Linked DNA regions of Homo sapiens: regions 1 and 2 are each linked to region 3. A link is a loop called in an ENCODE intact Hi-C map of the cell type or tissue named here. Cell type or tissue: chondrocyte. All regions are shown on one strand. Region 1 has its middle 240 kb from the start of MIR3667. Region 2 overlaps LOC124905146 (a long non-coding RNA gene). Region 3 holds the start of LOC124900480 (a long non-coding RNA gene).

The links. A loop is a pair of places that touch in the nucleus more often than their neighbours do. Peaks named below come from ENCODE experiments on the same cell type or tissue, not always from the same donor. Only the 100,000 strongest peaks of a DNase experiment are listed, where the experiment ranks them.
Region 1: a loop joins it to region 3, with 7 times the contacts of the local background. A loop is called at or near these places in 52 of 110 quality-filtered maps.
Region 2: a loop joins it to region 3, with 4 times the contacts of the local background. A loop is called at or near these places in 5 of 110 quality-filtered maps.

The regions. Positions count from the first base shown.
Region 1 is chr22:49,300,764-49,308,763 of GRCh38, forward strand. No RefSeq gene overlaps it. Among named protein-coding and RNA genes, the nearest start is that of MIR3667, 240 kb to the right of the region's middle. RefSeq lists enhancers at 665-1,226, 3,516-4,209. In chondrocyte, CTCF peaks have their summits at 4,600 (motif pointing left) and 4,829; DNase peaks (open chromatin) are centred at 1,178, 3,138, 4,458, 6,098 and 3 weaker places.
Region 2 is chr22:49,720,901-49,728,900 of GRCh38, forward strand. It overlaps LOC124905146 (a long non-coding RNA gene), which reads right to left. Exons shown (of 2, transcript XR_007068152.1): 1 at 2,611-8,000. Among named protein-coding and RNA genes, the nearest start is that of MIR3667HG, 67 kb to the left of the region's middle. RefSeq lists enhancers at 2,986-3,716, 3,717-4,447. In chondrocyte, CTCF peaks have their summits at 4,110 and 4,312; DNase peaks (open chromatin) are centred at 3,601, 4,301, 6,121, 6,601 and 3 weaker places.
Region 3 is chr22:48,573,804-48,581,803 of GRCh38, forward strand. The region is part of intron 1 of TAFA5 (TAFA chemokine like family member 5); the gene reads left to right. It overlaps LOC124900480 (a long non-coding RNA gene), which reads left to right and starts at 3,237. Exons shown (of 2, transcript XR_007068144.1): 1 at 3,237-3,866. RefSeq lists an enhancer at 3,343-3,849. In chondrocyte, CTCF peaks have their summits at 1,432, 3,135 (motif pointing right) and 3,339; DNase peaks (open chromatin) are centred at 7,548 and 7,658.

The sequences.
Region 1 (8,000 bases), 730 kb after region 3:
GTGCTGTGTGTGTGCTAACTGTGTGTGTACGTTGTCAATAGGGCAGTGACCTGACTGCATCATACTGATAAACCCACACAGGAAGACGCCTCTTCCCAAAACAGGAGTTTCTTTGTATCTTGTTGTGAGAACCTGCACCAGAGGAGCCCACGTGGAGGCGATTACACAAGGCTTGTGCAGAGCCCACAGAAGAGGGAAAGATTCGGAAAAACCCCTCCCTGAATATCACGGTGACGGTGACCTCACAGAAGAGGGCAATGGTTGGTGCCCACCGTGTCCACAGAAACCCCAGAAGGCCGTCCCGTCCCCCCACCTACAGCCCGAGGGGTGACTCCCAGATGACTGAGGGGGCTGGGGAGGGCAGGGCAGGCAGCGTGGGCCGGGAGGGAGGGCCCAGGCCTGCGGTCTTGCTTTGCCCACTGTGGTGCTCGCCTGTACCCCCTAGTTCCGCCTGACCCGTGGGATGCATTGACTGAACCCTGGTTTCTCCTTCTTCACCTTGGGACCGTCTCCTCAAAGTCCCTGTGACAATCCTGGGGTGTGAAAGAAGTGGGGTAGCTCTGATTGAGGCAGGGAGGGCCCAGAGCCCTGTGTGTGATACCCTCGAACCCCCAGTTCAGGTGTGATGTGGCCAGCCAGGTACCCAAACGCCCACCCAGGCTCAGACCTGCCCAGGTATGCAAAGAGAGCGCAGATCCCCTCGGTGAGGCTGCAGGCAGGCTCTTCCCGAAGCTGCTTCTGTTCACACATGTGCTTCCAAACTCTCCCACTTCTCAGGAAACTCCCCTAATTGTGCCTGTGGGTCCAGGACACTGTCCCATGAGGGGGCCATGGCAGGGTCTCCCCGGACGGTATGACTCCAGGAGCCTCCTCCACCGTCCTCACCAGCCACGCTGCACACGGCCCGGCCTGACCAGGTCGGCCAACAGGTCCTCCCCGTGGGGCTGCCTAATGTCCATGGAAAGGGACAGGCCAGGCAGGCGTCGCTGGGGAAGTGAAAAGGCCCTCGAGGCTCAGACTGGGCCCCCGGCATCTCCACGGGCTTCCATGAGAGCCCACATCATACAAGGGACGCGTGGGTGCGGGCAAAGTACACATGAATTCTCCCCGTGGCGGGGCCGGCGGGCGTTGCAGACAGAGACCCCACTGGCAAGGCCCGGAGGTGGGAAAGACTTCAGCTCAGGACACCAGCGCGGGGTCACCTCTGGAGGAGGGGGCGGCGCCTGCAGCTTTGCCTTAGCAGCGAGCAGCAGGGCTCCGAGAACCCCTGGGCCAGGTGTACCTTGCAGAGGGCGGCCTCTGCCCCGCTGTGGGGAGACAACCCCTGCCCAGGAGGTGGCTGGTGCTGAGGCCCAGAAAGCGCCCCGTCATCACGGCTGCCCCAGGCTGCAGCACTGCAAGGGCAAGGGGAGGTTTGGGGCCGGAGTCTGCAGGCTCGTCCTCATGGCGAGCGCTGAGCTGGGCCTCTCCGCGCTTTGGCTGGAAGCGCACGAACACCCTCCAGGGTCTTCAGAAGTCCGTCAGCTGGGAGGAGCGGGCAGCTCCAAGGCCTCAGATTCAGAGACCCTGGGCTGGGTCTTTCGTCTTCCTCTTTCCTGGGAAACCATCTGCCTTCCCTGGGCTCCTGCTTATCACCTGCAAAGTGAAGATAATGTCTTTCTCCTGAGGTTGTTTTGAGAATAAAACCAGGAAGCATGGAAGCATCTGTCCAGCACACAGGACACCCATGCGTGTTTATCATCCGGCACACGGGAGACCCACGCGTGTTTACTGTCGGGCACAGGGGAGACCCACGCGTGTTTACTGTTCGGCACACGAGAGACCCACGCGTGTTTACCGTTTGGCACAGGGAGACCCACGCGTGTTTACTGTCCGGCACAGGGGAGACCCACGCGTGTTTACTGTCCGGCACAGGGAGACCCACGCGTGTTTACTGTCCGGCACAGGGGAGACCCACGTGTGTTTACTGTCCGGCACAGGGAAGACCCACGTGTGTTTACTGTCCGGCACACAGGAGACCCACACGGGGCCTGTTTACCATCCGGCACACAGGAGGCCCATGCATCTTTACCGTCAGGCACACGGGAAACCCACGCGTGTTTACCGTCCGGCACAGGGAAGACCCACATGTGTTTACTGTCCAGCACATGGGAGACCCACGCGTGTTTCCTGTAAGGACCGTGAAGCAGGGAGCACTTTGCCCCCACAGACAGAGGTAAAAGCTGCCACAGACCAGCTCATGCGAAACATGTAATTGTAAAACCCCAGGAAAGGAAGCCCAGCTTGGAAGGCAGAGCGGGCTGGGATTTGTGATCCCCGCGCATCTGAGAGGTCTGTTTCTGGAGGGAAACGCAGTGAATGAAGAGTGACTATCTGTAGATTGGAGGCCATTTGCTCTCTCCTGGAGGATGGTGGAAATGGGCAGGCGGGGCTTGCCGGGCCTGGGGGCTGCAGGGTGGCGGCCTCGTTAGGTGCTGTCTGTCCACAGCGGGAATGGACGTGAAGGGAATGAGATGACTGAGCCACCGACCCTGGGGAGGGCCTCCCAGAGGCACAGAAGTCCCCTGGGAAGCTCATCACTCCTCCAGGCAATTAGGGAAGAGTCAGGCTGGGTGGAACAAGCAATTAATTACCTCCACCTTTGGGAGAAATGGAAGTCTGAGGGTCTAGCCAGGCCAGATGCAACGGCTTCACTGAAAAATGCAGCGCAAGAAGCTGCTGGACTGAAGTGGGCAGGAGACAGGGTCCACGGGAGGTGGGGTGAGCGTGGGTGGCGGTGCCGGGAGGTGGCAGTGAGGAAGGGGAGGGCTCAGCCCTGACCTCAGGCTCTCCAGTACATGGGGCACCGTGGGGAGCAGCTGTTCCCCTGCTCCAGGGTCTGCTGGAGAGACCTGAGTTGTGTGCCAGGACCTGGGGCAGAGAGGGAGGAGATGGGAAGAGGGGCCCAGGGCAGAGGCATGGGTGCAGCTTCATGAGGCCTGGAATCCACCAGGAAGGAGAGGAGAATGTGCACAGCCACGCACACAGGTGCACACAGTCACGCACACAGGCAAGCACACAGGTGCACACAGGCACACACGGTCCCAGACACCCAAGGGAGAGGCAATGGCCTCTCCCTGCAGCCCATGTGTCCTCCTGCCCGCCAGGCCCAGGCTGGCCCCAAGAAGGGTCAACGCTGCCACGGTGAGTGTCCTCCCACGGCTTTGTGCCAGGCTGCGGACGGCTGTCTGTGGAGGGCGGGGATGCGGTGCACCCTGGGGTACACAGGGTGTGGCACAGAGGTCACTGTGCTGTGTGGACAGGACAGGGGCCGAAGATGGGCCTGAACATCACTGTTGCAGCCCTAGGTGAAGTGGGCTGAGGGAATGCAGGCCTGGACAGGGACAGGGAGAGACCCCGACCTGGCCATGCCACAGGAGGGTGGAGGGACGCTGGGCTCTGCCAATCCACCCATCTCGGGGGCAGGGGTTAGGACCTGGAGGGACGGAGACAACACCAACTAGGGGCTGTGGGAGATGCGGCTTGGGTGGACGAAGGGCTGTGCGAGACAGCATGAAGCCAAGATGCCCAAGGAAAAGTGGACGGTGTTGGGGGAAACGAGGCCCAGCAGGGTGGAGCTCCCAGCAAAGCACAGGCTGGAGGGGCAGAGCTAGGAGAGGAGACCCCAGAGCCCAGCCCTGCCTCCCGGCCACAGGCAGCACTTCAACCCAATCACCACACTGTGCAGATTCATTGTAGGGAAACCAGAAAATTCTGCTTAGTATAGAAGGAAAAGCAGAACCCCCACCCCCATCACAGGCCCTCAGCGGTGGAGGGGACATTGCTCCAGGCCATCAGCGGTGGAGGGGAACATTGCTACCCAAGTGGAAACAGTAAGCCCATCCTGGGCACAGACAGCACAGTGCCCACCCCGAGCAACCTCCCTGGGCTGTGGCTGCAGAATGACCCGAGGCCCAGGCAGTGCAGCCCAGTCTCACCTCTGCACGCAGCTCCCAAGGGACCCCAAGAAGGCCGGTTCCATAAAACCAGCACAGGTGTAATCCCAGCTACTTAGGAGGCTGAGGCAGGAGAATGGTGTGAACCCGGGAGGCGGAGCTTGCAGTGAGCCGAAATAGCGCCACTGCAGTCCGGCCTGGGCGAAAGACCAAGACTCCGTCTCAAAAAAAAAGCAGCACAGGGCAGGGCAGGGGACCTCATCACGCAGCTGCCCATCCTGGGCTTGCTGAGGCGTTGCAGCAAGGCCTGGTGTCCAGCTCTCATGTCTTCTGCCCCTCGGACAGCAGGGCTCTCGGCACCCAGGTCCCCACTGCAGGAGCCCGGGAGGTGCCTCCAGGCCCTGTTTGCAGAAGACAGCAGGACCTGGGGAGGGCCTGAGAATCCGGGTGAGCCTGCCGGCCAGCCAGCCCCCTGACACCGTTTGCAGCCCAGAGAGCCCCAGCCCAGTGCGATTCTGGAAGCTCCTCACTCCTTGGCCCCTCTGCCCCCTCAGCCAGGGGCTGCAGCCGCTCTCAGCAAATGAACCCCATGGAGCTGGTCCGGCCACTCCGAAGCTGCCAGCTCAGCCAGCGCTGGCCAACAGTGCCCCCTGGTGGCTGCTGCCGCCTCTGCCGCCGGGGTCCCACCCTGGGTCTGGCCTGGGGTGGACACGGGCAGTGGACTCAAGGGATCCCAGGGCCCACCTGCAGGAGCTGAGGAGGCCGGGTCTGCATCCGCATGCCCGTGGGCCCGTCGTGGGCCCGTCGTGGGCCCGTGGCCACCCCTGCATCCTGTGTCCCACCCCAGGGCTGCAGCAGCTTCTCTGAGTCTCAGGCACAGATGGAGTTGGGCCCCAATAGATGGGCCTAGGGAAGGCTTCCTGGAGGAGGTGACGCCCAGCTGAGGCTGTGAGGCATTGATGGTGCTGGACAACCCCAGGTGAGGTGGGGGAGGACCTGGCTGCCTCTGATGGAGGAATCGGGACCTGTCAGTCCAGAGGAGGGCTCAGCACCAGTGGAAAGGGAAGTGGTGGCTGAGAAAGGGGCAGGATCAGAAAGAGGGAGCCCAGGCTCTGAGCTGGACCCTCTTGTTACCACGTGACCTGGCAAGTTGTGTGACCACTCTGGGACTTGATAAGAAGATGCAGAGCCCCCTGGCTCTGCCACAGGGGCTGTGTGAAATACACAGCACCTTCCTGGGGATACTGCCAGGTGTACAGACAGCGCTCAATAAAGAGTGACCCTTGGAGCTGATGGACTTCATTCCTAATGAAGGAGCCACCGTGGTGGAGTTAGCAAGGCATGGGCAGCTTTTGCAGAGCAGCCCTGGTGCCACTGGGAGTGGGTTTTGGGAGGTCACAGGCTTAGCAGATGCAGAGGCCAGGAAGACGGACAAGGCCACGAGGCCTCAGGGGCAGGAGGCACAGGAGGGTCAGAATGAGGCAGCAGGGGCGGCAGGAGGCACAGGAGGGTCAGAATGAGGCAGCAGGGGCGGCAGGAGGCACAGGAGGGTCAGAATGAGGCAGCAGGGGTGGCAGGACCCACAGCCCCTCTGGGGATTAGGCAGGAGGGAGGCGGGGTGATGTCCAGCGCTCGCTCCCAGGTGGTGGCTCCCGGGCACCAGCGGGTCTGTACCTACATCGAGGGGTTTTAAACTTCACTTTCTTTTTGAAAGTCTCTCTATAGAGCATGAGTGGAAGTGCCTGTGAAACCCAACGCCTGGAATTCCGCTCCTGTGATGCCCACATCCCTGTTCTGGTTTGCCGACTGTCCAGCGGTGAAAGGTGAGACGTGAGCATCGGGGAAGCTGCCTGAGGGCTGCGGGGACTCTGCAAACTTTCTGTAAATCTAAAATTATTCCAAGAGAAAAAGCCTATTTAAAAAAAAAAAAAATCACCCACACTGACCCAGCAGCCTTCGGTGTGCCTGGGTGCACCTGTGCCTCCCCGGAGCACCCACAGCTGGGCCGGCCCCACCCCCCACATGCCAAGACCCCTGTGGTTTCTCCTTCCATCCTCACTGCCAAGCCAGAACCCCGACCCTGCAGCGTCTCCCGCCCTCCACTCTTGCCTCTCCCTCTGCTCGGGGCCCCCGAAGCCCCTCTTTCTGCCCACCCCCGGCAGACTCGAACCCCTGCAGACGTGAGGCCAGGGCTGCTGTGAGCCCCTGTGAGGAGGAGCCCCGGGCACAGCCTGCACTGCCTGGGCCTGGCTCATCCCGCATCACTGCTCTCCCCGGCTCCAGCTCTGCACAGAGTATTTAATAAATGTTTAATAGCAACAATAAAAGATCAACTTGGCACAACTGAAGATTTTTGTTCAGGGACTTGGGGCTGTGCTCTGGGTCAGAAATAAAATGCGTCCTGGCAGAGCGGCAGTGAGGCCAGGGCCAAGGGGGCCGTTTCAAGCGCCTTGTTAGCTCAGGGAAGGGACCGGGAATTGGAACGACCCCAACTGGCCCCTTCGTCCCTCCTGGAGCAGCGCTCCCTGCATAGCACCACGAGGACCCTGGCTCCGGGCAGCCCTGGGCTGGGGCAGAGCCGGCCCCTCCCTGACTCAGCTAGGGCCCCACATAGCAGGGGACGATGATGTGACACAGCGGCAAGGCAGGGAGAGGAGGGCTCAGCCCTGTGTCCACCAGGACACCAGGCTCAGCAGAGGGGGCTGGGCGGGAGCACGCTGAGAGCACCGGCCTCTGTGCCGTCTGGGGTCTCCCCTGGCTTCTGGGGAGCAGGGAGTTGCTGGGCCTGGTGAGCTTTGGGTCCAGAGAGGGCTCAGGTCCTGGGCACCCCTGCAAGGTGGGCTGAGGTGGGACTCTGAAGGCAGCCCTCAGACCAGGAGGTAGCTGAGGGTGCCAGGGCCCTGTGGCCCCCAAGGGTGCAGCCTACACCAGACCTGGGACTGTGTCTTGACATCTGGCCCCCAGAAGCCCCAGGGAAGGGGCAGGAGGGGAGGTCACGTGCCATCTGAGGCTGAGGGTGAAGATGGGGAGGGGAGGAGGCCCCCAGGGGACAGACCTGCCACCCACCCGATGAGCAAGAGGAAACCCCAGACAAGAGGCATGAAAGAAACACACCAGCCACAGTGGGAAGAGAAAACAAAACCAGACAGGGCTCCTGAGGGCAGTGAGGGGGCACCTGGAAAGAACCTTCTCAGGGGAAATGACTTTCAAAGTCAACACATATCAAAATGAAAACTCTGTGTGTAAAGGTGAGGACGTGCCGGGCCTGGCTGTGCACACCTGGAGGCAGAGGCCGACGAAGCAGGAGTCACAGGAGTGGGGTGGAAGAGGACGGACGTGGAAGAGGATGGACGTGGAAGGGAAGACAGGGAGCTCAAGCATCGCGGCCACCGGATCCCCCAAGGAGAAGGCGGAAGAGAGGCAGCCACAGAATCGGTAGCAGAAGCTGATACTTGGAGCTGCAGCGGGCAAGGCGCAGAAGGTCTCAGGACAGCCCTGGATGCTGAGGGGCTGGGGAGGGGCGGGTCTTACGCTTTCCCCCAGGAATTCCTAAATAATATGGGTATAACAAGGAGTGCACACTTTGGGATGGGGAAAAAAAAAAAACACAGGTAAGGGGGGCAGAAAGGAAAAATGGACCAGCACAGTGGCTCACGCCTGTAATCCCAGCACTTTTGGAGGCCGAGGCGGGAGGATCACTTGAGCCCAGGATCCCAGGAGTTCCAGACCAGCCGAGCAACAAAGTAAGACCCGGTTTCTAGCAAAAATACAATAATTAGGTGGGCGTGGTGGTGCGTGCATGTAGTTTCAGCTACTTGGGAGGCTGAAGCAGGAGGATCACCTGAGCCTGAAAGGCCAACGCTGCAGTGAGCTGTGATTGTGCCACTCCACTCCAGCCTGGGCGACAGTGAGACCCCGTCTCAATAAAGGAAAAAAACAAAAGAATCACACATTTGCCACCCTTCTCATGGTCCGCAGCAGAAGTCAGAGGCCATAAGGTAACGAGTCCCACCCACGGGGAGATGGGGACCATGTCCAGGAACCGGAAATCCAGCCCCAGAGCCC
Region 2 (8,000 bases), 1.1 Mb after region 3:
TCTTTGTGGCAGAGGTATGCTCAAGTGTCTTTTTTTTTTTTTTTGAGATGCAGTCTCACTCTGTCACCAGGCTGGAGTGCAGTGGCTCAATCTTGGCTCACTGCAACCTCTGCCTCCCAGGTTCAAGTGATTCTCCTGCCTCAGCCTGCCGAGTAGCTGGGATTGCAGGTGCGTGCCACCATGCTTGGCCAATTTTTTTGTATTTTTAGTAGAAACAGGGTTTCACCGTGTTGGCCAGGATGGTCTCGATCTCTTGACCTCATGATCTGCCTGCCTCAGCCTCCCAAAGTGCTGGAATTACAGGTGTGAGACACTGCGCCCGGCCAAGTGTCCAGTTTTTTAAAGTCCCTCTGATGGTCGCCCACTCACATGAAGACAATGCACTGAGTACCCACATCGGAAGGAGAGCCAACGGCCCCAAAGGAAGCAAGCGGGGCTTGTGGGCAACCTGAGGCCATGTGAGGGAGACCTGCCACCAAGATGCAGAGTCTATCTATTTCCTCTCTGTGAATCTGGGTGGGTCACTTGCTGGGGCACCAGGTCAGACGTGCCCCCGGGGGGCTCCCAGCCTGAACTCCAGGGGACCCAGAGCCTCTGCTTGCACATCCTGGGACCCCAGGGCCGCTGTGCAAAGAAGCCCCAACTGGACTCCCGGGTGGAGAACTAAGGGCTCAATCCCCCAGCTCTGCCAAAATTAACTGGAGACTCCCAGAAGCAGAGATGCCTCGCTGCCACGGGGGCCACAGAGCTGCCTGGCTCACCCACCCAAAGTGCCGGCCCTCGGAGTCCTGAGCTACGTGAGTGCTTATTGCTTTCCTTTTTAAGTTTTTATTTTCAGCTGGTTTGTTACACAACAAAAGCTAACTGATTAACCAATAAATTTGAAAATTTAGATGGCAAAACAAATATAGAGAAAATGTACAAAAGTGATACAAGAGAAACAGAACATCTCAATGATCTTTTGTCTGTTAAAGAAAATGAACCTTCAGGCTAGGTTTGGTGGAGCACACCTGTAATCCCAGCACTTTGGGAGGCCAAGACAGGCAGGTCACTTGAGGTCAGGAGTTCAAGACTAGCCTGGCCAACATGGTGAAACCCCGTCTCTACTAAAAATACAAAAATTAGCCTGGCGTGGTGGCGGGTGCTTTTAATCCCAGCTACTCAGGAGGTTGAGGCAGGAGAATCGCTTGAACCCAGGAGGTGGTGGTTGCAGTGAGCCGAGACCATGGCACACTCCAGCCTGGGCGACAAGAGTGAAACTGCATTGAGAGAGAGAGAGAGAGAAGGAAAGAAGGAAAGAAAGAGAGAGAGAAAGAAGAAAGGAAGGAAGGAAGGAAGGAAGGAAGGAAGGGAAAGGAAGAAAGAAAGGAAGAAAGGAAGAAAGAAAGAAAGGAAAGAAAGAAAAAAGAAAGAAAGAAAGAAAGAAAGAAAGAAAGAAAGAAAGAAAGAAAGAAAGAAAGAGAGAAAGAAAGAAAGAAGAAAGAAAATGAACCTTCAACCTAAAACTTTCTCACAGAAAGTCTCCAGGCCAGGTGAGTTCCCTGGTGAAATTTTTCAAACATTCAAGAAAGAAATAAGCCCAACACACACTGCTGGCACAATGATGCCAGCGTAATCTTGGTGCCAAAACCTGACCAAAGGAAAGGTGGCTATGGGGCCAGCCCTCATGAGCAGATGTGCAAATCTAAACAAGTGTCAGCAACCAGACCCAGTGCTGTCTTAAAGGATCTTGAACTGCAACTAAATTATTTGTCTTTTCATTATTAATTTTTCCAACATTGAACAAATGCTCTTTCACTGACACTGGTCCTCTAGCCACATGTGAGCTTCTAACTTAAATTATGTTTTGTTTTTAATATTTTGGCCATGCGCAGTGACTCATACCTGTAATCCCAATGCTTTGGGAGGCTGAGGCAGGAGAATCATTGAGCCCAGGAGTTTGAGGCCAACCTGGGCAACACAGTGTGACCCCATCTGTACAAAAAAAAGTAAGGGGCAGGTGTGGTGGCTCACACCTGTAATCCCAGCACTTTGGAAGGCCAAGGCAGGCAGATCACCTGAGGTCGGGAGTTCGAGACCAGCCTGACCAACACGGAAAACCCAGTCTCTACTAAAAATACAAAATTAGCCGCACGTGGTGGTGCATGCCTGTAGTCCCAGCTACTCAGTAGGCTGAAGAAGGAGAATTGCTTGAACCTGGGATGTGGAGGTTGTGGTGAGCCGAGATCGTGCCATTGCATTCCAGCCTGAACAACAAGGTGAAACTCCATCTCAAAAAAAAAAAAAAGAAAAGAAAAAACTAACCAGGTGTGGTGGCATGCACCTGTGGTTCCAGCTGTTCAGGAAGCTGAGGCAGGAGAATCACTTAACTCCAGGAGGTGGAGGCTGCAGTGAGCCGTGGTCACACCACTGCATTCCAGCCTGGGCAACAGAGTGAGACCCTGTCTCAAAAATAAATACATAATAAACAATTTCTACTATGTTCTTTGTCTAGCCAGTTGTTCTTGTTCCTAATACTCTGTTCTTGTTTTATGAATGATATCTGTCTTCATCTCTCTGAAGATTGAATTTTGAATGGACTCACTGTGAAGTTCTGACTACTTTGATTACCTCTGGTTTCTCAGCTGTGACTCCTCCTGTTTATTGAGGCGGCAGCCTCTTTTCAGAGCGGGACGTCTTTGGGTGTTCGGTGATCCTGGCTCCTGGGGGTTTCTCTCCCGCAGGTGTCCAGGCTTGAAGCGGCCTCCGTCTGCAGCACTTTCGCTGCCCTGCTCTTGCCCTTCAGGTTGGATGTCAGTGCCTTGAGTTACAAACCTGTGTCGGGGGCTCCATCTGTCACCACAGCCGGACACAGTGCCCCACACCTGTGCTCCCCAGTACTCATGGGGCTGACAAAGGAGGATGGTTCGAGCCCAGGAGTTGGAAGCTGTAGCACACGGTGACTGTGTCTGTGAAGAGCCACTGCCCTCCAGCCTGGGCAACACCGCGAGACCCTGTCACTAAAAAATAAATATGTATATGTATATATATATATATAGCCACAGCTGGGTAATGCAGTGGGTTGAATAGTTTCCAAAATGTTCATCCAGAACCTCAGACTGTGACTGTAGCTGGACATAGATTCTTGGCAGATATGAGTGATTAAGTTTAGATGAGGTCACACAGGAGCAGGGTAGGCCCTCAGTCCTATGACTCGTGTCCATATAGGAAGCGGAGGGGACACAGAAAGGAAACAGGTGCCCGGGAAGATGGCCTTGTGCAGACAGATGCAGAGACCGGAGCGATGCAGCGGCTGCTGAGGACACCTGGGGACACCGGGGCGGGAAGCCGGAAGAGGCAGGAAGCCGGAAGAGGCAGGAAGCCGGAAGAGGAGGCAGGAAGGAGCTTCTCCCGGAAACCGCAGGGAAGGCGGCCCTGCCCACACCCTGAAGTCAGACTCCCGGCCTCCAGAATGGAGGACAACACGTTTCTGTTGTTTTAAGCCCCGCAGTACTGGGGTCTTTGTTCCGGCAGCCCTGGGGCACCCCGTGGACACCCTGCCTGAGGGCGCTGCCCCGTCCCCGGTGCCCAGGCGTTTGCCCCGTGCGTCCTGTCCTGAAGCATCATGGCCGGGTCACTGTGGCAACGCCGTTGGTCACTGTCCCCACAGAGCAGCTTCTGCAACACGCATGTCGTCAGGCGCCGCAACCTCGGGACCCCGGTGACCAGGAAAAAGGAGACTTGGACATAAACAGAACCAGCATTTTCCAGAGGAACTCCAGAACAGAAAAACATGCAGGGCATTTTGGAGAAGGAGAAGCGGGAGTTGAGACCGTCAGAAATGACGGGAGTCCGTGCCCTGCACCTGCCGACCGCCGGCCCCGTTCCAGGGCGAAACCGCGGTCTCTCCCTCTCCACGGGAGCCAGGAGCCCGCCCGGTGTTCCCCACCTCGCAGCGGGGAGGGAGGGTGGCCTCCCAAGTCGCACGCGGGACCCGGGCATGGGTGGCCCTGCTCCATACAGCCCCGGCCACCCCACCCCTGGCCGGTCCCACAGCCTCACACCAGCCGCTCCAGCCATAGCCACGGACGGCTGAGTCCGGCCCCGATGCTCATCCCTGGAGCTCGTGCTCCCTCCTCTGGACTCCCCGAGAACTGTGCCCGGACCGCGCGCAGCCGAGCGTCTCCCTGCACAGCGGCACTCGGCGCTGTCTGCAGAATGAGCCGGTGTGCAGAGACACGCGGGCCGGCCAGCCCCTGAGAATCGCCCGGGAGCCCGGCCGGGTGGTCCCCGCGCCTCCCTGGTCTGTCCCAGTCAAAGGTCCTGATTTATCGGGGGATTTTGTGGGACTGGAAACCGCCTGGCTGAGGGAGGGTCGGGAGGATTTCACTCCACTGTCTGAGGACTGGCTGCTGATGGCTTTGATGCCTCCCCTCTCCCTCCTCCCTGGGCCCCACACCGGCCAGGCCTCACTTTAGTGCCTGTAGAAGATTCGAAGCACAGAAGCCCCTGGCATCCCGGGGAACCCCCGCCCCGGCCCCACCCCAATCACGATAAACCCTGGCCTTTGGACCAGCTCGGATGGGGCGCGGCGGGGGGCTCCTGCTCCCCTGGAAACCTCAGTGGTGTAAGGGATGGGACGTTCTCACCCTCCTGGTGTGTGTGTGGCATCTTCAGTCTTGACATCTGAATCGAACATTGGGCAGGGGTCTCTCCTGTCCTTGCAAGGTGACCGTCACTGGGATGCCCCGTCTCCAGCTGAGCAACAGCACTGTGTGTCCCAGACCTGAACAGCGAGTGGAGACAGTGCCGCTGTGCCACCGCAGGGCACCTCCCGCTGCCTTGGCCACCCAGGCCCTCCTGGGAGGGATCCAAACCACTGACCAGAAATAACACCTGAAAACCGGAACCCGGGTCCTGGGGTCACACGCAGCCGAAGGGATGGGCTGGGTGCACGAAGGACGGGCACGGCAGAGCTCGGCTGTGAGGGTGTCATCTGGGCTCGGAGCTCAGCCGCCGTGTCACCTGACCCCCTGCAACTCCGCGTGTCAGGTGGGTCGTCTGGTTTTATCCCCAGAGCACCATCCTGGAGAAAACCAAGGACACAGCAGGGTATGAGGAGCATGGGTTCCTGGTTCAGAATGAGCTTAAACAAAAGGTTTATTGGCTGGGTTTGGCGTTCCATCTGTTTATTTGCTTTTGTCTGTGGTATAAATGTCATGAGGAAGCTGAAAATGGAGAATTAGGAATGGGCCTAAGTTGCTAGTGTCTGAAACCAAGGTTAAGCTGAAGGGGAAGCCCAGGGTGGATGGACCCAATGCTAGGTGGCTCGGAGGCTTCAGGAATGGCTGGATCCAGGAGCTTATGTGACGTTATCAGATCTCTCTCTCTTTCTGTCTCTCCTCTCGCTCTGTCTCCCCCTCTGCCCACCACTATCACTACCATGCCCCCCAGCCCCCATGAACCTGCTTCTCTTTGAGTCAGGTCAGGCCCCTGAACCCTCCTACCCACAGCCATGAGGAAGACGCTGTTCCCCGCAGCCAGCTTCATGCAGACTCCCCAGTTGGCCCTGCTGTGGGCAGGAAGATGAGGCACCTTCCCTGGCCAGCCATAGACGAAGTGGTGGCCCCTGGGGCCAGGAGACGAGGGGGTCCTCTGATGATGGTGTGGGTGCAGTGCAGCTGCCCTCATGAAAAAAAGAAGACTTCAGGCAAAGATCTAAGTAAGAGATTCCAGGATCTACGATAACCCAGCTCCTAGGGGAGGGAGGGATGCAAGAAACACACAGCGTAGAGTTCAACTCAGCAAGAAGGGGCAGCATGACTCAGAGTGACGGACCCTCACACCCACCACCTGCGTCCCACCAACCCGATGCCCACAGCGGCTGGACAGGCTGGACCAGGGGAAGTCAGCGTCTTGGACGCTGGTGCTAGGCCACCTGCATTAACCCTCAAGTCCACCCCAGTCTGCAGCGTGGAAACTCAGCACTGGGCTTTTGTGAAGATTTAATGAGTTGGTTCCTGATTAGAATCTGGCCCCAACCACAGGCCTGATGAGGCTTTGCCCGGCAGGCCTCGGGGAAGCTACCCTCCCCGCACCAGTCTTCTGCAGCCAGCGCATCACGGCGTCTGCAGGGAGCTGCAGTCCCGGGCCCAGCGGCCACCCCAGCACCAGAAGGCCAGCTCCCACTCACGTCTAGAGTCCTAGGCCAGGCACCGACATCCAGAGGCCTCCTTAGCGGGGTGGGGGTGGCAGCTGAGCCACCTTCCTCCCCTCATGCCCTTCCTGTCCCTGGCCCCAGACTGTTTTTAGAGGCAGTGTCTTGCTGTGTTGCCCAGGCTGACCTCAAACTCGTGGCCTCCAGCGATCCTCCTGCCTGACTTCTCCAAGTGCTGGGATTGCAGACGTGAGCCGCCACTGTGCCCAGCTCTGCCAGGAGCCTCTTGCTGGGGGCTCCTCCTCTTGAGGCGATCCCCACATCTGCACTGCACCCGGCCAACCCTCACCCGTCCCCTCCGTGGGGTGAATGGGACACGGAAGCCAGTGCCTCCCTCTGCCTCTGGTCTGTGGCCACCACCGTAGTGAGTAAAGGCTTGATGGCCGCGGTCGGTCCAGCTGTTCCTCCTCACTGACTGGCTGGACATCTGGTGGCTCAGCAGAGTGTGTAAGAGCCTCTGTAAGCCCCAGCGCAGGACGCACTCTCCAGGTAGCCTTGGTCCCAGGCCTGAGCCAGCCCTCTCACGCCAAGCTCAGGCCAGCTCTCAGGAGGCACCGCTGCCTTCCACCCTGGAACAAGAAACCGCAGCCACCATGAGACTCCAGCTCCCTGCCCGCAGCCCATCGGCCATCCGGTCCTTTCCTTTCAATTTTGTCCAGCATTTCCCCAGCCCAGTCCTCCCAGGCCCTGCTGGTACCCATCCCCGCGGTGCCAAGGGGACGCCTGCCCAAAGCCGACTTCAGCCCCTCTCACGGTGGCTCCCAGTGCCCGTTTAGAGAGAGAGTGAGTTCTTCGGAGGAAAAGGAGAAGATGTCTGAGGCAGCCTCTGCAGGGCAAGTGTTCTGCAGGGCAGGTGTGGGGAAGCTGGGAGTGGTCCCAGCCCTCGTGGGAGGCCTGTGGCAGCCCCGGCTCTGGAGTCAGCGCTCCCTCCTGGGAACCGATAGCTGTCTGTGAGCTCTGACCCGGCAATTCGGAAGTGGCCATGGGGACTGCATGTTTGGAATAGGGGTCTCCATCCCTCCGTTAACTGGAGACGCAGTGGAGACAGTCACTGAGACCCCAGGGGAAGGGACACCTCACAGGAACCAGAGCAGAGAAAACACAGACTTGTCTGAATCCACTTCTAGCATCTCAGTAATTCTGAAACATCAAACAGAGCTCGGCTATCAGAGGCAACAACTGAGTTGGAGGAGGTCCTGCTTCACCCCGAGAGGTTTCCCCGGCCCCGTGAACCATTGTTCTGAGGAAGTTCCCCACCTCCTTCCCCGCTTCCCACAGCCACAAGTCGTGAGGGGCTTCCCCCTGGGTGGGGGGCTCCTCTCCACCTCCACTCACCCTGTAACATCTGTTTCCTCTGCCCGGGGCACAGAACAGGGGCTGCTCAGAAGCTGATTTGTTTTCTGTTGAATTTGTTGAAGAATCATGTAAAATGGACCCTTATAAGGGAAAGTAAGTTTAAACCTTCAAAAGAAAAGTATACACCAACCTGGTTCAGGGTGAGGAGGCCCTGCTTTCTCTCCAGATGTTGGCTGTGTTAGTCAGAGTTCTCCAGAGGAACAGAGCCAGGGGGTCGTGCACAGAGAGAGGTTTATTTTTAAAAATTGGCTCCCACAGTTAGGAAGCTGAGAGCTCACCATCTGCAGCTGGCAAGCTGGACACCCGAGAGAGCCGGACACCCGGGAGAGCCGGACACCCGGGAGAGCCGGACACCCGGGAGAGCCGGACACCCGAGAGAGCCGGACACCCGGGGGAGCCAGCCAGCCAGGGGAACCAGAAGCCTGGGAGAGCCAGTGCTGCAAGCTCT
Region 3 (8,000 bases):
TGGTGAACGTAGCACACTTTTCTATTTTCAGAATTTCAAATGATATGCACCTGATTGGGGACACAGTGAGTGTCAAGGGCAGGCTCTCTCTCCTGATTGAGGTCCCTTTGGGGGCCAGGGGTGAGCACATGTGATAAGCACCCAGAAGACCCCCGAGTCCTCTGACTGGGGAGCCCTGTGCCAGGTGAGGGATGAAGGCCAACGACCTTGCTGGAGGTCAGGCTCTGCGAGCCAGGCAGGGTGGGTTCCTGAGGAGCTGCTACCTTAGATCTTTCCTAGAGAATGTCTAGGGGTGGAGAGCAGGAAACAGTGGGGTGCTTATAGGAAATGGGGTTTTGAAGGGGATTGCCTGAGCAGAGAGAATGGCTAGTCCCTCCCAGGGCAGATCCACAGCTGCTTAGTTGCTTGGCTGGTGTGAGGCTGGGGCCACTCCTTTAGGTGAGAGGAGTTGGATGGGACATTCTTGTCTCTCCTGGATGTTTTCGGGGGCAGGTGGAGGGTGATGAGCCAGAGGTGAAGAACTGCTTCGTGGATGGCCTCTCCCCTGGCCGGCTGCTGGGCACCGCGAGCCAGGTCAGGCAGACAGCATCAAGCTTAGTGGCTGGTCCTGACTCTGCCCTTGACTTTTTAGTTGATGTTAGACCAGTCACCATGCCTCTATAAGCCTCAGTTTCCCCAGATGCATACTGATTGCCTTGATCTATCTGACCTCCAAGAGCCCTTCAGGGCCAGGCCTCTTTCCCTTCCTGGCACGTCAATACTGGTGCAAGGAGGAGACAGCCTTCATGTGAACCACATGCACCGCGGGCACCAGCACTGCCCCCACCCTGCACAGGTCAGGAGAGAGGTTCAGGGTCCCAGGAAGCTTAGGCCCCGATTCCTGCCCACTGCTCTTTTCTGGTCATTTGAAATTGAATTTCAAATTCAATTCAGGCAAAAATACCTTGAGGCCCACCACACTGGTCTTGGTACTGGGCTCTGGGGCGAACCCCTGACGAGGACACCTGTGCCCCCTGCTCTGGGGAGCGGGGTTGGGGAGCAAAAGTGGCCTAAAACAAAGACCCTTTCTTCCTAGAGGCGGGAAGGGAGGCAGTGCAGGGAGGCATCCGTTTGTTTCCTCTGGAACGGAACGTGGGCATTAACAGTGCGCCCACGCTCTTGGGTGCAGGGCAGCTGGCTGGAGGGTGGTACACAGTAGGGGCAGGTGTGAGTGTGTTTGTGTGTGTTTCCAGGCAGATGTGCCGTTTTCAGAAGCCGCGGGACCAGCCTCCTCCGAGCCCTCCCAGCCGCTGGTCGGGCCCGGCTGGGGCGGTACCTGGGCCTGGGGTTTCCCTGTCTCTCCTGGGGCCTTGGGTGCGAGGGAGGCTGGGCGCCACTCGAGGCCCCGCGTCCGGTCTCCCGCGCCAGCAGGGCCGGCTCTGCAGTGAGGCCCCTGCGCACCTAGGTGGAGCCCGACCCGCAGTTTTCGGCTGGGCCGGCCCCACCTGACCCGCCGGCGCGCCAGGCGGGGGCGCTGCAGGGCGGGGTCCCCGGGGTCCCTCGCGGCCCAGTGCGCATCCGCGGCTCCGCGGCCGGGAGGAGCGCAGACGGCGGCGGGCGCGGGCCGGAGTCCGAGGCTGCGCGGGCCCGGCCACCTGGGCCGGCAGCGACTGCGCCGCGCTCCCCCTCCCGCCGCCTCCCCCGAGGAGCCGGCGCCGAGCCGAGCGGGCGGGCGCGCGCCTCCAGGCCGGAGCAGCGGCGTCCCGCGGGCGGCGAGGCGCGCAGCGTCGCCGGCCCCACCTGTAGGCGCGGCAGCCACCGGCACCGGCACCGACACCGGCAGCGGCGGCCCAGCGTGGGCAGCCCAGGGGCGCGGTGGGCCCGGACCTAGTCCCGGCCGCGGCGGCGGAGGCGCGGGCTGCTGGGAGCGCAGAGGCCGGCACCGTCCGGTGGGGACCGGCCCGCCAGCCCCGGGCCGCGCAAGTTCGATCGCCGCGGGCTCGGCCGGGCCGCGCGGACCCCGGCGGCGGCGATGGTGCGGCAGCCCCGCGCCCGGCGCGCAGCCCCGGCCCCGAGCCTGGCCCGCCGCGGCGGCGGTGGCGGCGGCGGCGCGGCGGCCCCCTGAGCCCCGGGCCGGAGCGAGCGCGGGCGGCGGAGGAGGCGGCGGCGGCGGAGGAAGAGGAGGAGGAGGAAGGCGACGCCGAGCAGCGGGCGGTGGGGGCCGACAGGCGGAGGAGGGGGCCGGGGCCGCGCCGGACCCCCCCCCCCCCCGCGCCGCCCGGCCGTTGCGCAATCCGCGGCCCGCCGTCCGGGCCCTGCTGGCGGTGCGGCTCCGGGGGCGGCGGCGGGGCTGATTCATGGGGCCGCGGCGGCCGCCCCCCGGCGCCCCGCAGCCAGCGATGGTGGCCGAGTGGTCGGAGCGGCGGCCGCCGCGGCCCGAGACTTTCTGCTAACCTCCCCGCCCCCGCCCGCCCCCTCCGCGGCGCCCCCCTCCCCCCGCCCGCTCCCCTCCCCCCTGCCCAGAAAGACACAAATCGCCTCCCGGAGTGGCGCCTCCAGTCGCGGCGGAGCGCGGCGTTGGCGGCGGATGGAGGGCGCGAGCGGGCGGCCGCGGAGGCTGCACCCGGCGGGGCGCTGATGCGGCGCCTGGACCTTCGCTGCGCGACTTCGGGGGCGTCGGCCGAGTTGGGACTCCGCGATGCAGCTCCTGAAGGCGCTCTGGGCACTGGCAGGGGCCGCGCTCTGCTGCTTCCTCGTCCTAGTGATCCACGCGCAGTTCCTCAAAGAAGGTAATTGTCCCCGGGCGCGCGGACCGGTCCTCCGCGCTCTGCCCGGCTCGCGGCGGCTCCGGCGCCCGACCCGGCTTCCAGCACGTTCCGCTGCCGCCGCGCTCGGCTGAGGCTCGTGGAGCGCCACTGCGGGCCCGGAGCGGCCGGCGGCGCGACCCTACCAGGAGCCCGACCCCCCGCGGATCTCGCTGCCCCGCGCCCATCGGGGCTCACCGGCAGGGCGCGGGGTCGGGGCGCGCTGCGTTCTCGGTGCCTCTGGCGCCGCCCCGGATCCCCAGCCCAAGCCGAGGCTGCCGTTCCCATCCCCTGCCCCACTGGGCTCGGTGGCAGCGGCGCCCGCCCGCACGCCGCCGGGCCCTCGGTAGATGGCACCAGCGCTCCACGGTGGCCGGCCGGGCTGGGGCGGGAGCGGAGCTGGGACCCGCCAGGGTGGGCGCCGGGCTGGGACCCGCGGACGTCGGGAAACCGGCCTGCGCACCTGTTCCCCAGGGCCCAAGCCGCCTTCCAGAGACCCATAGGTTTGGGAAGCAGGGGCTTGGTCACCGGGGTGCGCAGGTCCCCGCGCCAAGTTCTGCCCCTGCTCTCTTGGTCTTTGCTGGACTGCAGGGCAGTCTGGGACTATTGAGGCGCCCAGGATAACGGTTGGACCCTCGTGGCTGGAGAGGCCCTTTGTACTGGGAAGCATCTTACTGGGGGTTGGGGGCAGGGCCACACCTCCCCTGATGGGCGGTCGGTCGGCTCCAGGCACCCCAGACACACTCCTGGAAACTTCCTGGTTTCAGGGCCAGGCTCCCTTTGCAGGGCTCCCGGTGCACCCCGGGATCAGCCTGGCCTGTCATATCAGACTGGGGGCAACTGAGGCGTTGGCCTCCCCCCGGGCACCCCTGCTCATGGTTACTAGTGCTCTGGCACACAGGCTGGGCCAGCTCCGCCTGGTGCTCCCCTTGGTCCGCTGGGAAGGCTGAGCACCGGAGGGCGCCTGTGTGGCTGGTAAGGCGCTGGGTTCTCATTAGTTCTGGGTTCCTGCAGAGGAAGGGCTTGCAACATTCAGCTGCTTTCCTGACTAATTAATGAGCCGCCGGAGGCCTGGGGAAGCAGGTAGGTGCAGGAGCCCGGCCCGAGACCCTGTGACCTCCACGGGCCTGGTGTCCACTTCCCTCCCTTGCTTTTGGATGTGGGCACCTAGTACAGAGGAGGGCCAGGTCTGAAGGGAGAGTAGGCTACCCCAGGACTCTGCTGCGGGCTTGGCCTGCCAGCCCGGGCTTGCGGGGACCCTTCCCCAGGTGGGAGGCCCAACTTCTTCCTGCTGCCTTGCTGACCCACTTCAGGAGTGGGTGGTTCTGCCATAGGGCAGTAGCACTTGGGGCTGGGGAGGCCATCCTTCCTGCTGAGGAGTCATTGGGTCCAGGCAAGCCCGCGAGGGCTGTCCTCTGCTGGTGTCGCGTGTCAGGACTGTGGGAGCCACCCCTGGTGCATTCCAGGTACCTGGCAAAGGGGTCCCTGCTCTGCTGGGCCTGTTTGTGTTCGCGCTGCAAGTTCTCTGCCTCTCTGGCTGATCTCGAAGTCTCTGGGGGATTGGCTTGCGGAAAGGGCGTGTATGTGAAAATTTCAGTGTTTCTCTGAGGTCCAGGTGCCCAGCTGCATCCTGACACTCTGTGATGAAGTGAAGTTCCACTGACTTTGAAGCTGTGAGTTAGTAACGGGAGAAGCTCCTGGCCATGTGGCCGGCCTGTGACAAGGGCTTCCTTTCTGCCTCGCCCTGCGGCGCTGCCCCAGTGCAGGTGCCTCCGGGGGCTCTGCTGTCCCCCTGAGGCTCCAGGTCTAAAGGACTCTGTTTTTTGGCCAAGAAGAAAGAGTTTCTGTCTCCCAGATGGGAGGGTCTAGGTGTGGAGCAGGCCTCGCTTAGTGGAGTACTTTTTGTGGATTTAGCCCTTCACAGAGATCTCCATGTTTACCTTGAAGCAGACACACGTGTGTCGGTGTTGTGGAAGACGGCGCAGTCATAGGAAGGTGGGATGAGGATGGGGTCAGCTGTACGCTGAGGGCACAGGTACCTTTGGAGGAGCGATTGCGGGTCCCAGTGTTTGCGCAGCCCTCCAGGACTCCTGAAGTCCTGTCTCCCTGTCCGGAAGCGGTGGCCTTCACCACCCTGGGTTGAGCCCTGCTGCCTGTCTGTCTGGAAGGTCAGGACTTGGGCAGCCTCCCTGTCCTTGCTGAGACGGCCTTTTGGCCCCTTGGCATCAGGAGCCCCAGGGGAGGCCTGGGGGACCAGCAGTGAGAGGTGCAGGGAGGGGGGTGGCCGACTCTGGTTCCTGGCTGATGGGCTCGGCCTGGGGCCACTCTCCTCCCAGCAGCCGCTGTCCAGCAGGAGGGAGGGAACAAGGCAGGCGGGTGGACAATTGTGACTTGTTGTCTGGGCCTGAGTGGGAAAGAGCTGTTTAAATAGCCATTTTCATGAATCTGTTTTCTTCAGGGGTGAAGAATGGGGGACCCAGGGAGCCGTTTTTCCACACTTCTCCTTTTGTGTGGAGATAGAGGCCACCCCGTGGCTAATCCGTCCCCCCCTGGCCACTCTGGTCTTCCAGTGTTTGTGGAGATGAATAGGGCTGTGAACCGAGAGAGAGGCAAATTGCGGTCCATAATTGCAGCCTCGGTATGTCCCAGCTTTGTGAGAACAGGTCCTGCCCACCGCACCAGGCCTGGCTGGGCAGCCACAGGCCCAGGAAGAAAGCAGGGCCGCAGCGTGGGGTCCGGCACTGGGGCCTGGGCAGCTGCTCTTCTTGCCTTGTCATCCTTAGGACACGCTGACCCTCCTCTGGGAGGGGAGAGCCGTCCTTTCTTCTGAACTGCCTGGTGTGTGCACGTGCTGTGTCTGCATGGGGTGTAGTTAAAGTGGGGGACGAGGGCGGGAATCCCAGGACCCTGATGGAAGAGCCGGCCGCTTCCTTAGGGTGCAGACGACGTGTGTCACGGAGACGCGAGAGGGAAGCCAGCACTTTATCTCCATCATCATGTTTGGCCTCCAAATACGGAGTTAAGGAAACGGCGAGAAGTATAAAAATATTTTCCACCTCCCTCTTCCAAAGACTTTACAATATTTTTCTGGAAGTCTTGAGTCACTTGGACTCCAGCACTCCAGCACAGATGAGCAGGCTTTGGTGTGGAAGCTTAATGTAAACAGAAGGATAGGAAAATACTTCAAAGAGGAAGGAATGCGGCAAGCCTGGGCCACCCAGGCAGGCCACAGCGGCAGAGAGGTTTCTGGGCTTTGGCACCCAAAGGGACATGAGAAAGCCGGGAAATCATTCGGCCCGATCCTTTCTGAATGGGAGGGAGAACCCAGTGCCTCTTTCCTTTAAATGTGGGTTTGAGGTTCAACTCTATCTCGGTAAATCCTTTTGGTGGCAGGGGAGTGCATTCGACGGCTTGAACGTGCTGTGCAAAAGCCTCTTTTGCAGGTTAATATTGAGAACTTTGCGTCCAGCGGCCGCGGCACGGTGTACCCGGGCCTCGATTCCAGAAGCGCTTTCAGAACCGCTGTGGCGTGCCTGTCTTTGAGCAGCTGCTCGGAGGGCAGACTGTTGATTGAGTCAACGGATTCAACTTCCATTGATTTAGTTAGCTGGCTCTTTCGGAAATGAGGCGTCCTCCTGCAAACCCATGTGGCCCGTAACAAGGGGCATGCTCAGCTCCGTGAAGGCAATTGATGGTGTATGAATGGTTATGGCTCCGCGCAGTCATCATTAATTGATGCTGTCTTTACAAGATTAGCAGCCAATGCAGAGTGTTCGTCTATCTGTTAGATGGATCAGTTTATTTTTTAAGAAATGGATAGAGAACTTCTTAGGAGACACAGCACAGTTCCCGGCCCTAAGACTCCATCAAAAATATTTGCTGAATGCGTACAGCCATTCTGTCCCAGAGGCATAGAGCTAGGGCTGTGGATGGTCCATGATGGGTTGGGTGAGGGCTTGGTAGATGCCCTTGAGGTTTCCCAGAGCAGCAAGGCTGTTCTTGGTGAGGGCTCGAGGCTGCACCGGGCTCCATTCTGAGTGTCTAACGGTGGAGGAGGAACTCACTGCACGCGGTGTGTGTGGAAGGAGGAGGGAGTTCGGCAGCTCTGTGTTCTCAATGCTTACGGCCAGCTGTGCCTGCACCCCTGCACCCAGTCTTGGCATGGGGCTGCCCCGGCCGCCAGGCTCCGAGCTTGGAGCTGGCTGCTCATTTCTCCCTGAGTCTCAGACTGCGTGTGGAGGGGTGCTGGGCTTTGTCTAGGGGCCCCAGGGGCTTCCCTAGCCCACTTCCTGGGTGCATTGTTTTTATGGCCCTGATGAGGTGTGCAGGCAGACAGAGCGCAGGGGCATCGCAGTGCCAGCCCCACATGGCAGGTGTCCCTCAGCCTGCCTCTCCCTGACCCTCCAGCAGACGCTGTTTGCAAGGCCAGGTAGGTGTGAATGGCTGCTGGGAGGGGTGGAAATGAAAAGGCGTTAAAAATAACCAACTCTTTTATCATCATTTACTATCATTTCTTGTGTGACACAGAATCTAAATAAAACCCACACTCACCGTAATGGGATTCTCATCTGCTGTGTCTCTGACAACTGTAAAAGTTAGAATATAAAAGGACTGGAAATGGAGGTGACTTCCAGACACAAGGTGGCTCATCACAGCCTTGCTGGGCACAGGAGTCCCAGCCTCCCAGGCCTCCCTGCAAGGGCCGAGCCAGTCCCTGCCGAGGGCCAGGCTGGCAGTGGACGGACGGGGCCAGCTGGGGGTCCCTCCCACTGCACACTCGGGAGGATTGGATTGCGGCTGATCTTGCCGCCGGCATCTGTGGAAACTCATCAGTCTCCCATGTTGCTGCCGTGCTGAGCACAGTGCGAGAAAGCCGTGCGGAGAATGGTTTTATTCCCCACTCGGTGGTCTGGAGGTGGGTGGTTTTTGCCCGTCTCTGGGCGCGCGGAGCTGTAGGAGAGGGGCCACTGGCGAGGCCGTGTCCGTGCTCAGTAGAGTGCTGGCTGCAGACACAGCCCAAGAGCCCCTGGGCCTGGAGAAGGCCGGGTTCGGGGGCAACCTTCTTGGAAGGGTTCACTGCTGACATGTTCATGTGTGTGCATATGTGTGTGTGTACACGTGCCTGCTTATGCATAACTAAATGCTCATAGGTGTTCATATCATTGTGTGTGATCTTCTTAAACATAAACTACAGGATCATGCATTATAAACCTCATT